Regions from separate parts of the Homo sapiens genome. Here region 2 is linked to region 1. A link is a loop called in an ENCODE intact Hi-C map of the cell type or tissue named here. Cell type or tissue: B cell. All regions are shown on one strand.

Region 1 (8,000 bases):
TCATGACCCCTGAGGAAGAGAGAATAGGAGGAGAGAGAGAGAATGAGTACGAAGAGGCTATGAATCAGGCTGACGTGGAGGGAAAGAGAGAATGGGAGTCTGACTGCGACCCATGAAGACTGAGGAGTATACCCCAGTGGTAGGCAGGCTTTATTCCAGAAGCTCTGTAGCATCTATCACTGCATCTTAACCTTCCCAGCCACCACCAGATTCAGGCCACAAGGATCCCAGTTTTCTTTATTCAGCAGATGTGGGGCCGGGGATCCTTAACTCAATTGGATAGAGAATAAAAGCATGAAAATATTCCTGGTGTTCCCAGCAGTGATCCTGGTCATCCGAATCCAGAAAAACATTGTTAAACATCGTGCTAGATGTCAAAATATTTCTCGTGGTGCTTATGGTACATGTTAAGTTAAAGAACCGGAAATGACATTCTGGTTTACAATGTCAGTTGTCTTAGGAGTTAAAAATTTTGGCCGGGTGCGGTGGCTCACGCCTGTAATCCCAGCACTTTGAGAGGCCAAGGCGGGCGGATTGCCTGAGCTCAGGAGTTCGAGACCAGCCTGGGCAACATGGTGAAACCCTGTCTCTACTAAAATACAAAAAATTAGCCAGGTGTGGTGGCATGCGCCTGTAGTCCCAGCTACTCGGGAGTCTGAGGCTGGAGAATCGCTTGAACCCAGGAGGTGGAAGTTGCAGTGAGCCAAGATCATGCCACTGCACTCCAGCCTGGGTGACAGAGCAAGAGTCTGTCTCAAAAAAAAAAAAAAGAAAAAAAAGAAAAAAAATTTGGTAGTCTTCCCCAAAAATTTAATACTCATGTGAAATACATTCCAAACAAATGACTTCTACAGTGCAGCCCTATAAATTGGAGATTGCTTGTTTTTATATTCCTTTTGCCAAAGTTACTAAAATTACTGGTCTAACAGAAATGAAAAATAATATATTCTTTTGACTCAACAGCATGGCAGCATCTTCACATCCAGAGCTTGATTTTAGAGTCAATATGACTTCATTGGGCATTTTCTAGACCCAGAGAACGAGTTGGCAAATCATCCTATCTGGTAATGTTAATGGAAAAAAATCCACTTTTAGCTTTATAATTAAAGCAACCCTGTATAGTTTAATTATCGATGTGAATTGCAGCACAGGTGAAATATTGATCAAACCTGCTAATGTTACAAAACTGAGAGAAAGAGCAAATCTGTTAGATAACACACACTAACATTTTGATCTTCCACCTCCTCAAGCTCCATCATCCAAAATGGGAGCAATTTGGAGGATCATGTGGTATACAGAATGGAGGAAAAACCTGGAATGTTTAGCCTAGAAGAGAAAAGACTTGTTAGTGGTGAAGAGGAGGAAAGTCTTTAAGTAGAAATGATTACTTCTGATTTGGTCCATGATGGCTCTGGTGAACATATCTAAGACTAATGGTGGTAGATTTTCTCCAATATAAAAAAGAATAACAGAATTCTTCAAAAATGAGATAGTAAGCTCTTTTTACCCTATGTATTCAAAAGATGAATATCATGAATCAGGTATAGGAGATTCTTACACTGGGTGTGAGGTTAAAGTACACGATATCCAAGTCTCTAAAACTCTGTAAGTCCACGGAAATTATAATAACTACTGCCTCTTTCTTCTCCAAGCAATATGATATCCTCAAAATTGGATGCCAATGAGAAAATGCAAGTTGATGCTAAGACCCCAGTTGGTTTTACAATTGTGCAATCAAGTTTTAAGTGTTCTTGATGGAACCAGCCAACCTGAGACAGCCCATTTCCTTAGTCATGGAGATGTACTTTTGGAAGGAAAAATCTGTAGTAGGCATAAATCAGTCCAAGCCAGTGGCTTTCCAAGAGGGTATGATTACAAAAGAGACAAAAATTATTATAGCCCAGAAGAGGAAAAGAAAGCAGAACTCATTATCCTTATAAAATATGTCCTTTGATTCTTCCTTCTACTCTATTGCACACACTGTTTCTTAGGCTATCTAGTTGTCAGTGAGGTCAAGATAATGTTGTGTATCACTCATTTTCTTTATATTGGCTTTAGAGAGACAGCCAAGATTAGCCATTCCAGTTTCTTTTTATAATAACTACTCCTTAAGAAATTCAAGTTTCTCGATGTTGGAAATCATTTAAAATTCTCTAGTATGCAGCAGTAGCTTCTGCTTGATCTTTATAAGTAATAATTTCAAGATATTGCAGTGTGATTACATAAGAGGTCATAATGGAAGTCTGTTTTTCTCCTTTGTAACACCCACCAAACATGTAATTATTTGATCATTGCTGGCTGTCTGTCTAAAATGCAAATTCCATGAAAGTGTGGGCAACTTATCTGTTCTGTTCAGCATTCGATTTCCAGCACCTACCACAGTGTTAGCACTCAAACAATATTGATCTGAACAAAGAAATCTAACATATGAATGATTGCCTGCCCCAATACTCTTATTTCCCACATAACACACACACTGTGACTTTTCTCAGGCAGTTTCTTAAAAGAATAGAAGCAACCAATATTTTTTCCCTCAAATTTCAGAAAGAAATTTTTTTTGTCCTTTTGTCTTGGATCAAGGCAAGGATTCTATTTCTTCCTTTTAAATTACTTCATTAATCCTTGTTATTAACTATATCAAATGGGCACTGGGTGGTTCATAATGATGTAATGGCATTCCAGCTCTCACTGTTGTACAATGAGAATGCTTCCAAGTCCCAAATGAGAGAATGAGCTTCCCAAGTAGGTAAATACCATCTCATGAGACAGTTCAGACAAACAGTCTCATCCAAAAAATTAAGTAAATATGAACAATCTCCTATCTCTTAAGTATCTTCCGATGCCTTTTCAGGCGACAGCTACCTGGGGATTGGGAAGTAGGCAGATTAGACACTAACCTGCCCTGTCCTGTAATTTTGCCAGAAGTCAGACATAACCTAGTTTCAACACCCAGGATAATCTTACAATAGAACTATATTTGTCTGTATATTATTTACTTATTTCATAACTATCTCCGTATTTCATTTGATCTTTGTGAATACCGTGAGGTTGTTAACATAAGTATTAATTATTATTGTTACTCCCATCTATTTTATATATGCAAGAACTCCAGGGTTTAAATGATCATTTTAGGGTAAAAGAGCTAGTTGGAGGCAAAGCTGGGTCTCTTCCTCTCTATGTGGCAAAGCAGTGTGATGTGGCAACTACAGGAATAAAACCCATTTAATCCCAAATCCATTTTTCATCTATGTGACCTTAGAAAAATCCTTTACATTTTGTAAGCTTTAGTTCCCTTAATTGCTTGTTTTTTAAAAATAGGAGCTAAAGAGGTAAAGAGAGATAGGGAGGGGTGAATGTTACTATTTGTCCGTGTTTAGCTCACAGAATTATCCCGAGGTGGGGATGATAAAGGTTAAAGTGCTTTGTAATGTACAATATAACTGTGATATGGTATTATTCTTTTTATTACCAACACAGATGAAAAGCATGGAGCTTTGGAATCAGAGACACCTTCTTCCAGTTTCCTTTCTAGTTGCTTGACGTTGGTTGAGTTCTTCAACTTCTTTAAGCCTCCAGTTCCTCTTCTGTAAAATGGGAGCAATAAAATCTGCCTCTTAGGGCTGATATGCTGAATAAGTGAGATTAAGTAGAGAAAACAGAAGTCACTAAATGGATAGTAATGGTGGTAGTGGTGGTGGTGGTAGTAGTAGTAGTAATAATAACAGCAATAATAATGTGTCTTCTTTACTGTTGAAGAAACTGACATTCAGTAGCTTAATGATTTCATATTAGGTTTCCTAGAGAATAGAGCAGCAAGAGACTTCATACAGCACTCCTAAGTCTTGTATTTTCTCTGGGAGAAACAGATTTGGAGTGGAAGCTAGATGAGAAGAAATTTTTGTTTCCTCTGCATCCCACCATCCGCACCCACCTCAGTCCACGGGCTCAATTTCTTTAAAATTTAAGGAGGAACTAGTACAAAAGAGAGTCCCCCCTCCCCCACTACTATAGGAATTCCAAGTAATCTTAGGCAAGAGAATAAATTCGTAGTGGTGCCACTGCTTAAAGCCCAGATTTTCCTGATTGCTCGAACAGTGCTTCTTGCCAGTTGAGGACCAGATCTCAATGTGCGGGAGTTCTTCGTCCACTTAGTAACTAGACTCCCTGTACACTGAGATGAAACCAGTGTGTCTCTTTGTGCTCCCTCTGCTGGTTAGCTGAAAGCTTAATCTGACAGAGCAAAGTGATTCAGAAAATTTTGCAATAAACCAGTCATCGTCACTTACTAGATCATAGACGAAAGTTTTAAAAAAATGAATACGAATCATGGAAACTGTGGCATCATATCAGATAATAGCTCATTTAAAGGTAATCCAAATCTGGGAGGAAAGAGGGAGGATGTAGAAGCAAAGGGCATCTAGATGTTCCAACAAGCTGCTAGGTTTGTGCTGGGACTCTGGAATGTAATTGAAAGCTTGACAGGAGTAAGAATGATTGATCCGGTTACGGCTCATGCATTCATTTAAGATGATCACTTCAACAAAACACTCTGCAGTTGCGATTTTGTAAAATGTATTATAATTATAAGGGAACAACATCTGTTTTGGAGACACGAGGTAGAAAAATTCTATCACAATCATGCAGGGTCAACAAAAAACTGACATTTAAAAATATTTTCATAAAAGACTTACAAAAACAGATACAGTTCACCCTTGACAATGGAGGGGTTTAGGAGTGTCGACAATGGCATAATCAAAAATTTGCACATAACTTTTGACTACCCCAAAACTTAACTACCAATAGCCTACTGTTTTTTTCTTTTGTAGCAAGAAGGTGTGTTTGCTACCCTTTATTCTTTTTTTTTTTTTTAACTTTTATTTTAAGTTCAGGGGTACAAGTGCAGGTTTGTTACACAGGTAAACTTGTGTCATGGGAGTTTGTTGTACAGATTATTTCATCACCCAGGTATGAAGCCTAGTACCCATTAGTCGTTTTTCCTAATCCTCTCCCTCCTCCCATCCCCCAGCCTCTAAAATGCCCCAATGTGTACTGTTCCCTCTATGCACCCATGTGTTCTCATAATTTAACTCCCACTTATAAGTGAGAATATATGGGATTTGATTTTCTGTTCCTGTGTTGGTTTGCTGAGGATAATGACCTCCAGCTCCATCCATGTCCCTGCAAAGAACATGATCTCATTCTTTTTTATGGCTGCATAGTATTCCATAGTGTATATGTACCACATTTTCCTAATCCAGTCTATCACTGATGGACATTTAGGTTGACTCCATGTCTTTGCTATTCTGAATAGTGCTGAAATAAACATACACATGTGTCTTTATAATAGAATTATTTATATTCCTGTGGGTATATATCCAGTAATGGGATTGCTGGGTTGAATGGTATTTCTGTCTTTAGGTCTTTGAGGAATCACCACGTTGTCTTCCACAATGGCTGCATTAATTTACACTCCCAACAGGGTAAAAGCATTTCTTTTAACTTTTAATAGCCATTCTGACTGGCATGAGATGGTACCTCATTGTGGTTTTGATTTGCATTTCTCCAATAATCAGTGATATGGCACCTTTTTTCATGTGATTTTTGGCCACATGTATGTCTTCGTGTCCTTTGCCCACCTTTTAATGGGGTTATTTATTTTTTCTTTGTAAATTTAAGTCCATTATATATGCTGGATATTAGATCTTTGTCAGATGCATAGTTTGCGAATTTTTTCTCCCATTCTGTAGGTTGCCTGTTTACTCTGTTGATAGTGTTTTTTATACTCTCAACAAAGTAAATTGAAGCACATTAGTTTAATTAGATTCTATTTGTCAATTTTCTCTTTTGTTGCAATTGCTTTTGGCATGTTTGTCATGAAATCTTTGCCCGTGCCTACGTCCTGAATGGTACTGGCTAGGTTGTCTTCCAAGGTTTTTACAGTTTTGGGTTTTACATTTAAGTCTTTAATCCATCTTGAGTTAATTTTTGTATATGGTGTAAGGAGAGGGTTCAGTTTCAATCTTCTGCATATGGCTAGCCAGATATCTCAGCACCATTTATTGAACAGGGAATCCTTTCTTCATTGCTTGCTTTTGCTTGGTTTGTCAAAGATCAAATAGTTGTATGTGTGTGGTCTTATTTCTAGGTTCTTTATTCTGTTCCATTGGTCTATGTGTTGGTTCTTGTACGAGTATCAGGCTGTTTTGGTTACTGTAACCCTGTAGTATAGTTTGAAGTTGGGTAGCGTGATGCTTCCAGCTTTGTTCTTTTTGCTTAGGATTGCCTTGGCTATTTGGTCTCTTCTATGGTTTCATATAAATTTTTAAATAGTTTTTTTTTTCACTAGTTCTGTGAAGAATGTCAAAGGTAGTTTAATGGGAATAGCATTGAATCTATAAGTGGCTTTTTAAAATGATTACTAATAGCCTACTGCTGACTAGAGACCTTACTGATAACATAAACAGTCAGTGAAGACTTTTTTTGCATATATATTGCAAACTGTACTTTTACAATAAAGTAAGCTAGAAAAAAAAAGAAAACGTTATTAAGAAAATCATAAGGAAGAGAAACTATATTTACTATTCATTAAGTGGAAGTGACTCATCATAAAGGTCCCCATCCTTGTTATCTTCATGTTGAAGAAGGAGGAAAAGGAAGAGGAGGGGTTGGTCTTGCTGTCTCACTGTGTCAGAGATGGAAGAGATGGAGGATGTGCAAGGGGATGCAGAAGAGGCAGCATACTCAGTGTTACTTTTATTGAAAAAAAATCCTCATATAAGTGGACCTGTGAAGTTCAAACTTGTGTTGCTCAAGGGTCAACTGTATAGAAATGGTAGAACATCGCTTAACCTTTTTTTTTTTAATCCTGTTTTTGTCTACATGGGAAAAGAGAAATGAAAAAATTAAGATTGATATGTAGATCATTCAGACTCAGAAGGGCCTAAAATATCCAGGTATTTGAGGCAGATGTTAAGTCCCTTAATTATAGACCAGTTCTCTGCAAAGTGGGGTGGCCATGATGATCCATTGGTGTGCAGAAAGAAAACACATTAACATTTATTTTTCTTTATCTCATATTTTTGCCCTTACATTATTTTTGTTTTATAAACATGTATTTGATATGACGATTAGTAGAGTAGTATAGTATAGAATTTATAAATAAATGTATATATTAGGAGTACCTGTTCAAAAACTTTACTGATAGGAGTATATAATGAATTAAATCTGGAGATCACTAATCTAGATCTCTGGTTCAATACTAAACATTACTGGGCAGAGTAGGCATATACTCATAGTTAAATATTATTATTTTCCCTAGTATCAATCTGTGAAAAAATATTTAGTGACTATGGATTGTGTGTCCAGAGCTATGCTAAGTACAGACAGGATTACAAGAAATGTCTAAGCCCCAGGTATTGTGTGACACAATCTCTCTACCGTCCAGAGGAGTCCATTCCATTGTTGAACAGCTGTGATCTTTAGAACAGTTCTTCTTACTGAATCCAAATCTGATATGTGATAATCAAATTTGGGAGTACAATTTTTTTGGTCTAAGTTTTGCCTACTGGGACAACACTGGATCTCCTTCAAATAACTGAAGACAGCTCAAATCTATATTTTATTTTTCTCTTCCCCAGAGCCCTACTTGAGCTCTTTTAACTCGTTTTGGTATAGCATGGGGTACTGTCTATCCTATTAGATGGAGTCACCTGAATTTACTCTAGTTTATCAATTCCTCTTAAAATGTGATTCGACCCACAAGGAACGCAGTGAGACTATCATTTCTCTTGGTTCCCATCATTTCCCATGATTCTATGCTAGTATTAATAAGTTAATATTTTTAGAAGCTTCATCGGTCTCTTTCCTGTTTTTATAGTTAACTGCAGCTCCCAGATGTTTTTACCATGACCTCTGGACTAGGACTTTACAATCCAATAATTGTGCAATTTATTATTTAGAGTCAAATGTAGGGTTTATATTTATCTTAGTTAGGTTATCAT
Region 2 (8,000 bases), 210 kb before region 1:
GACTCATGAAATTGTGGAATATTTTTGCCCTGTTGATTAGAATAGTGGTTCTCAAGGTATAGTTCATGGAGCCCTGGATTCTCCCCAAGGGTTCTTTCAGGGGGTCCACAAGGTTGACTAAATGCTTAAGTCTGGAAAATCATAGTTTGCCCGTCATTCTTTCAAGTAAAAGTTGTATTCTGTGAGAAAAGTGACCAGTTAAATTCACAATTCAAGTGCACAGGTGCTTTTCCTTGAGATAACTGTAAATAAGCAGCAGAAATGCTTTATGTATACTTCTCATTTCTGACAAACTGAATATTAAAAAGATGAGGACTCAATGTTGATATTAAGAAATTTGATTGTTTGATATTCCGTAATGAAGTGTGTTTACAGTTGAAAGATCCATATAATTCACTGAACTTGTATTTTCTGAATATCCAATGCATAATGTTGGAAAATTCATTCAAAATGCAAGATAAATTAATGGACTTTAAAAGTATGAAAAGTTCACAGTTATATGGTTTCATATTCTGCATTGTAACTAACTATTAAGAAACTGTCACTTAAAAGTACCTTTTCTTTTCCCAACTACTTAATTGTAGGAAGGCAGATTTTCTTTGTACACCTCCACCAAAACAAAGCAAAAACAGGGTCAGATACGAGAATCTAGCTATTTTCCTTTAAGTCATTTGTCATTCTCACTCAATTTTATTTACTAAAATATGGCTATTTTCAGAAAAATGTTATTTATGTTAACATATAATGGATCCATTATTTCTAAACAAATTAGTGAAAATTAAAAATTTGTTATAATTTCTATTAGTATAAATATAGGTGGATGTAATTCACATACAGAAAAGCTCTTTGAGGGTCTCAGTAATTTTTTTTTTTTTTTGAGACGGAGTTTCGCTCTGTCACCCAGGCTGGAGTGCAGTGGTGCTATCTTGGCTCACTGCAAGCTTTGCCTCCCTGGTTCATGCCATTCTCCTGCCTCAGCCTCCCAAGTAGCTGGGACTACAGGCGCCCGCCACGACGCCTGGCTAATTTTTTTGTATTTTTAGTAGAGATGGGGTTTCACCGTGTTAGCCAGGATGGTCTCGATCTCCTGACCTTGTGATCCCCCCACCTCGGCCTCCCAAAGTGCTGGGATTACAGACATGAGCCACCGCTCCCGGCCGGGTCTCAGTAATTTGATAAATCGTCCTGAGATGAAAGAGTTTTAGAACTGCTGGTTTAGAAGTTGATTATTAGGCTCCTTTAAATCTATGTACAAATAAATAATCACAGTTAATAAATGTTAAGGAACATTTGTTGTGGTCTCATCCATTCAGCATAGGTGTCGAGGCTGCAACTTGGCAACCAGTTGCAAATCTTACCTTGATTGCGGTGATGAGGTAGGTCTTGGCGTATTTATTAATAGGTATCTACAGGAAACTTCTCTAGAATTTTCAATAAGAATATTCCTGTGTGAGGAGTTTGAGACCAGCCTGGCCAACATGGTGAAACCCTATGTCTACTAAAAATACAAAAATTAGCTGGGCATGGTGGTGCGTGCCTGTAATCCCAGCTACTGGGGAGGCTGAGGCAGGAGAATGGCTTGAACCCAGGAGGCGGGGGTTGCAGTGAGCCGAGATCATGCCACTACACTGCAGCCTGGGTGACAGATCAAGACTCTGTCTCAAAAAAAAAAAAAACAGAAAAACCCAAAAATATTTCCTGTGTGAGGTAGGAAAAATATATAGGTGTGAAACAGATGAGCAAATATTTATTTACCTTGAGAAAAATTACAGGTTACTAATAGTGAAGAGTAGGTATCTAAAAATACAAGTGTAAGAGTGCTAATTCCGAGACATGAGTTGGAAGAAGAACAATATAAATTGTTCAAGTAGCATGAAGTAACTGAGGGATGTGAATAATAAGAAAACAAGCTTCTTTTGATTCCTTAGTGTAACGTGGAATGAGTTTTTTGCAATTTATGTTATACTTTTATAATGGTTGTCCTTGTAGTTTTGTGACCTTGTATAGAAGATGCAGCATTTTTAGGTGTAGAAAATCAGTTCTAAAGATGTTAGGTAATTTTCTCTAGGTCAAACTAGTGGTCAGTCTAGATTGTTATCTACTCTCGCTTTTCACAATGAAAATCTGGAGAATTTTCCCTATCGTTAATAGTAGAATCAAGACATTCTCTCGAAGAGAATGAGCATCTTTGAGACCAAATGTTTCCACCTCCATTTTTGTTATATATGACTTTTTTAGTACATATTTTATAGGTAACACACTGATTTTTAGTTTAATGGTTAGTTTTTAAATGACAAAAAATGTGACCTACTCAATTTTGAATCCCCAGCTTCTACCACGATGTCTGGGCATATGTGGTTGGCATTCAGTAAGTATTTGATTGAAGTGTTTGATAATAGATACGGCACCTGAATCTAACTGAACAAAATAGTGTAATATTCTTGTTGTTTTTAAATGGGCCATACTCTTCTATCTGGGTTGTATTGGAGTTAAAAATAAAACGGTTAGACTAAAATGAGTTTGTTATTTTAATTCTCTGCACTGAATTTCTTCAGGATCTCATTAGAATTTCTAGAATATGCCCTAGATTTAACAGCTGGACAGCCAGCATTGTCCAATAGAACTTTCTGCAGTGATGAAAGTGTTCTGTACCTGTGCTCTTCAGTATGGTAGCCACTAGCCACATGTGCTTATTAAGCACTCAAAATGTGGTTGGTGGAACTGAGGAACTGAATTTTTATTAATCTAAACTTAAATCACTACATATGGCTAGTTGCTGCCATATTGGACTGCTCAGGTTTAGACATTCTTGCTTAATAAAACGAACTTTAATTTCATATTTTATGGTTTAGAAAGCCTGTCATTAGCTCTAGCCCCTCTCCCTACTTTCTGGGGCCATTTTACAAACTTATCAAAAGCTTGTATAAGGCTGTAAAGGAGGCAGTGGTGAATTAGATTGAGAACAAAGATGAATGATGAGAATGCATGTAATTTGAGGGTTAATGAGGTAAGCAGAAAGGGAGATGATAAGAATATTTCAACCCAATCTTTGAGGTTATCTTTTGAAACACTGCAGGCCTACTTTAATGTGTAAACTGTGAGAGGTAGAAAAAACACAATAAAATACAGCCCTGGTTTTCAGTAAATCTATATTCGAATGTAAATGTGTTTTGGATTGGTGAGTGTCTGTGGGTGGGAATGACACTGTAGAAATTCTCTTCAAAGTGAATGATAAAATCAACCTGATTTCTAGATTTTCCAACCTACCTATGTCCAAATGTCAAGTACTGTGGGAGATATAAAACATTTTCTCTCTTTTTAATAAAACAAATGAGAAGAGTTGCCTCAATTGGAAGTATATCTGAAATTCAGTTTATCTGCCTCTGGTTCAGATTTCTCAACACTGGCATTATTGACATTTTGCACTGGTTAATTCTTTGTTGCAGGGGCTGTCCTATTGATTGTAGAATGTTAGCAGCACAACTGGCCTCTGCCCACTAGATGCCAGTAGCACTCTTCAGTTGTAACCAAAAATGTCTCTAGACATTGCCAGATGTCGCCGGGGGCCAAAATCACCTCTGGCTGAGAACCACTATTCTAAATATACTCTAGTTATATATATATATATATATATATATATATATATAAAGTACTTGATACACTCTAATTATGTGTAAATATTTGGACCATAAGTTGAATAATAATCTACTATTTCATTTCATTTATTCTTAGGGAAAGCTCTGTTTCTACAGCATTATTTCTTGGGAACCTAGAAGTGTAATATATTTTATCCAGGAGCTAGATGTTTTGTGAAAGTAGGAGAATCCTTCAGAATTTCTAGCCCACCATGTTGCCAGGTTTAGCCACCTAACCTCTGGGCTTGTGATGTGACGGGCTGCAGTGAAGGTCTCTGATGTGGCCTGGAGACATTTTCTCCATGGTCTTGGGGATTAACAGTAGGGGAGTGATAAGGGGATTAACTTGGGGAGCAGTAGGTCTCATCACATTTTATAGGTGAGAAAGTAGACTTGGAATGTGCTTTGACAAGGTCGTTTAGCTAATAAATGGTAGAGCCATGAACCTAGCCCTTTTGCCTCTATGTGACATATACAGTACTTAGCAGTAAGCAGGAAGGTAACAGAGTTTTGACTAGATCTTGGGTTGTTGGTGAATGGCACCTGAGATGGTTTTGATGGTCGGTGACCTGCTCTGATAGCAGCAGTCTAGTTTAGAGACTAGGAATTTGGACTAGTACTGGGATTAAAGGGAGGCAAGTGAGGGTCCTGGGGTACAGAATGCAGAGACATTCACTCTCTAGCCCTGACTGGGACATTGAAGTCAGACCACCTGGGTTATATCCCTATTCTGTCTGCCATTAGAGTGATCTTGAATAAGCTACCTAACTTCTTTCTTGTCAGATTCTTTTTCTGTAAAAGGGAGATAATAATGTCTATCTTATAGGATTTTTGTGAAAAAACTAGTTTGTACATGTATTTATAAAGTACACAGAATTTAGTAAGTTTTAGTTATTAGTCAACACAATATACAAATGTATACCTGAATCATTTTGGGAACAGAAGATGAATTTTCTCCATGTAATTTCAGATACCTGGCAAAGATTAGTATTCCTGATTGTTTTCAATACTATGTTAGTGGCTGGGTGCGGTGTCTTGGGTGCGGTGTCTCATGCCTGTAATTCCAGCACTTTGGGAGGCCGAGGTGGGCGAATCACTTGGGATCAGGAGTTTGAGAACAGCCTGGCCAACACGGTGAAACCCCGTATCTACTAAAAATACAAAAATTAGCTGGGCATGGTGGTGCATGCTTATAATCCCAGCTACTGGGGAGGCTGAGGCAGGAGAATTGCTTGAACCCAGGAGGTGGAGGTTGCAGTGAGCCGAGATCGCACCATTGCACTCCAGCCCGGACAACAAAGTGACACTCCATATCCAAAAAAAACAAAAACAAAAACGTATGTTAGTATGATTACTATTGCCAAAATAGTGTTTCATTGTTTATTTTATTTATTTTATTTTCATCATGTTGGTCAGGCTGGTGTTGAACTCCTGCCCTCGTGATCTGCCCACCTCAGCCTCCCAAAGTGCTGGGTTTACAGGCATGAGCCACCGTGCCCGGCCTCATTGTTTAAACAGTTGATGTCTAATATTTTGATAAATAAAATTAAGATTGTGTGAAAATGGAATTGTGGAGAAACTGTAAACATTCAATTAATTTGAACTTTTTGGTAATTGGCATTATAAGCTTAATACAAAGTATTTGTATGATACTCTTTTTGTATGTCTTACATTACCTAGAACCAGTATTATAGTACTTGGTAAATAATGATTTTCAATAGATTACCCGCCTCTCCCAAAGCTGTTGGAAATGTGTGGGGCCATGTTCAACATTTCATGAGGATTTTTCGCATTTATTAGGCAGGAGCCAGGAATGTTGCAATTCCTGCATATTTCTTGTGGGACCATTCTGTATGATAAAGAATTGTCCTGCCGAAAATGTCAGTAGCATCCTTATATAGGAACAGTATTCTAGAAGACAATAGTTTTGTTTTCCCTTCTTTGAAATTAGATCCTGAATAAGACAGTTGCTGCCCAGAAGATGTTCATACTTTGGTAGAAATGGTAGACTTTGTGTGGTAAGTACAAAATAGAAATGTCTTTTATGCATGGAGGCAGTGAGTGATGGCTTTTCTTTGAGGCTGTTGAGACTTTGACATTTGTCTTGTATAGGGAATTGTGGGAGAAAACTGCTGATCGTAAGGAATAGTCTATTAAGGTTACGTATGCTATATTCAGGGACCTCCAAGTAATTTGGTACTGTGAGAAAATAGAGTACAAGTTATAGTAGCAGTTGGTGTATGGTAACATGCTATACTAAGGAGCTTGGTCTTTAGTGTGAGGATTATCTGGGGTACTAGTTAAAATGCAGATTTTTGGATTTTCCAGAGAGTCTGGCTCGATAGGGTAGTAAAATGAGACCTAGGAATCTTTTGCAAATAAGTATTCCAGGTTGTTAGATGGTGTATTAGTTCATTTTCACACTGCTAATAAAGACGTATACATACTGCTGATAAAGACGTAACCCGAAACTGGAAACAAAAAAAGGTTTAATTGGACTTACAGTTCCACATGGCTGGGGAGGCCTCAGAATCATAGTGGGAAGTGAAAGGCTCTTCTTACTTGGCAGTGGCAAGAGAAAATGAGGAAGAAGCAAAAGCGGAAACCCCTGATAAACCCATCAGATCTCGTGAGACTTATTCACTATCACAAGAATAGTATGGGAAAGACTGGGCCCTATGATTCAGTTACCTCCTGCTGTGTCCCTCCCACAACATGTGGGAATTCTGGGAGATACAATTCAAGTTGAGATTTTGGTGGGGACACAGCCAAACAATATCATTCTGTCTCTGGCCCTCCAAATCTCATGTCGTCATATTTCAAAACCAATCGTACCTTCCCAGCAGTCCCCCAAAGTCTTAACTCATCTCAGCATTAACACAAATGTCCACAGTCCAGAGTCTCATCTGAGACAAGGCAAGTCCCTTCTGCCTATGAGCCTGTAAAATCAAAAGCAAGCTAGTTACTTCCTAGATACAATGGGGGTACAGTTATTGGGTAAATAAAGCTGTTCCAAATGGGAGAAATTGGCCAAAACAAAGGGGTTACAGGGCCCATATAAGTCCGAAATCCAGTGGGGCAGTCTTACGTTAAAACTCCAAAGTGATCTCCTTTGACTCCAGGTCTCACATCTAGTTCATGCTGATGCAAGAGGTGGGTTCCCACGGTCTTGGGCAACTCTGCCCCGTGGCTTTGCAGGGTACAGTCTTGCTTCCAGCTGCTTTCGTGGGTTGCTTCCAGCTGCACTCACTGGCATTGAGTGCGGCTTTTCCAGGAGCACGGTGCAAGCTGTTGGTGGGTCTGCCATTCTGAGATCTAGAGGACTGTGGCCCTCTTCTCACAGCTCCACTGGGCACTGCCCCAGTAGGGACTCTGTGTAAGGGCTCCGACCCCACATTTCTCTTCTGCACTGCCCTAGCAGAGGTTCTCCATGAGGGCTCTGCCTCTGCAGTAGCAGACTTTTGCTTGGGCATCCAGGCGTTTCCATACATCTTCTGAAATCTAGGTAGAAGTTCCCAAACCTCAATTCTTGACTTCTGTGCACCTGCAGGCTCAACACCACAGGAACGCTGCCAAGGTTTGGGGCTTCCACCTTCTGAAGCCACAGTCTGAGCTCTATGTTGGCCCCTTTCAGCTGGAGTGGCTGGGACACAGGGCACCAAATCCCTAGGCTGCACACAGCATGGGGACCCTGGGCCTGGCCCCTGAAACCACTTTTTCCTCCTGGGTCTCTGGGCTTCTGATGGGAGGGGCTGCAGTGAAGGTCTCTGATATGGCCTGGAGACATTTTCCCCATGGTCTTGGAGATTAACATTAGGCTTCTTGCTACTTATGCAAATTTCTCCAGCCAGCTTGAATTTCTCCTCAAAAAATGGCTTTTTCTTTTCCACAGCATTGTCAGGCTGCAAATTTTCTGAACTTCTATGCTTTGTTTCCCTTTTAAAACGGAATGCTTCTAACAGCACCCAAGTCACCTTTTGAATGCTTTTCTGCTTAGAAATTTCTTCTGCCAGTTAACCTAAATCATCTCTCAAGTTCAAAGTTCCACAAATCTCTCGGGCAGCGGCAAAATGCCGCCAGTCTCTTTGCTAACACATAACAAGGGTCACCTTTGCTTCAGTTCCTAACAAGTTCCTCATCGCCATCTGAGACCACCTCAGCCTGGACCTTATTGTTCATATCACTATCAGCATTTTCGTCAAAGCCATTCAACAAGTCTCTAGGAAGTTCCAAACTTTCCCACATTTTCCTGTTTTCTTCTGAGCTCCCCAAACCGTTCCAGCCTCTGCCTGTTACACAGTTCCACAGTCGCTTCCATATTTTCAGGTATTTTTTCAGCAATGCCCTGACTCTACTGGTACCAGT

Evidence for each region. Peaks named below come from ENCODE experiments on the same cell type or tissue, not always from the same donor. Only the 100,000 strongest peaks of a DNase experiment are listed, where the experiment ranks them.
Region 2: a loop joins it to region 1, with 30 times the contacts of the local background. A loop is called at or near these places in 43 of 110 quality-filtered maps.

The regions. Positions count from the first base shown.
Region 1 is chr14:80,992,706-81,000,705 of GRCh38, reverse strand. All of the region lies in intron 1 of TSHR (thyroid stimulating hormone receptor), which reads right to left. Among named protein-coding and RNA genes, the nearest start is that of TSHR, 41 kb to the right of the region's middle. RefSeq lists a silencer at 4,115-4,174. In B cell, a CTCF peak has its summit at 4,283; a DNase peak (open chromatin) is centred at 4,185.
Region 2 is chr14:81,207,523-81,215,522 of GRCh38, reverse strand. All of the region lies in intron 2 of GTF2A1 (general transcription factor IIA subunit 1), which reads left to right. Among named protein-coding and RNA genes, the nearest start is that of SNORA79, 8.7 kb to the right of the region's middle. In B cell, CTCF peaks have their summits at 3,297 and 3,503 (motif pointing right); DNase peaks (open chromatin) are centred at 3,502 and 6,172; H3K4me3 peaks cover 487 bases; H3K27ac peaks cover 2,712 bases.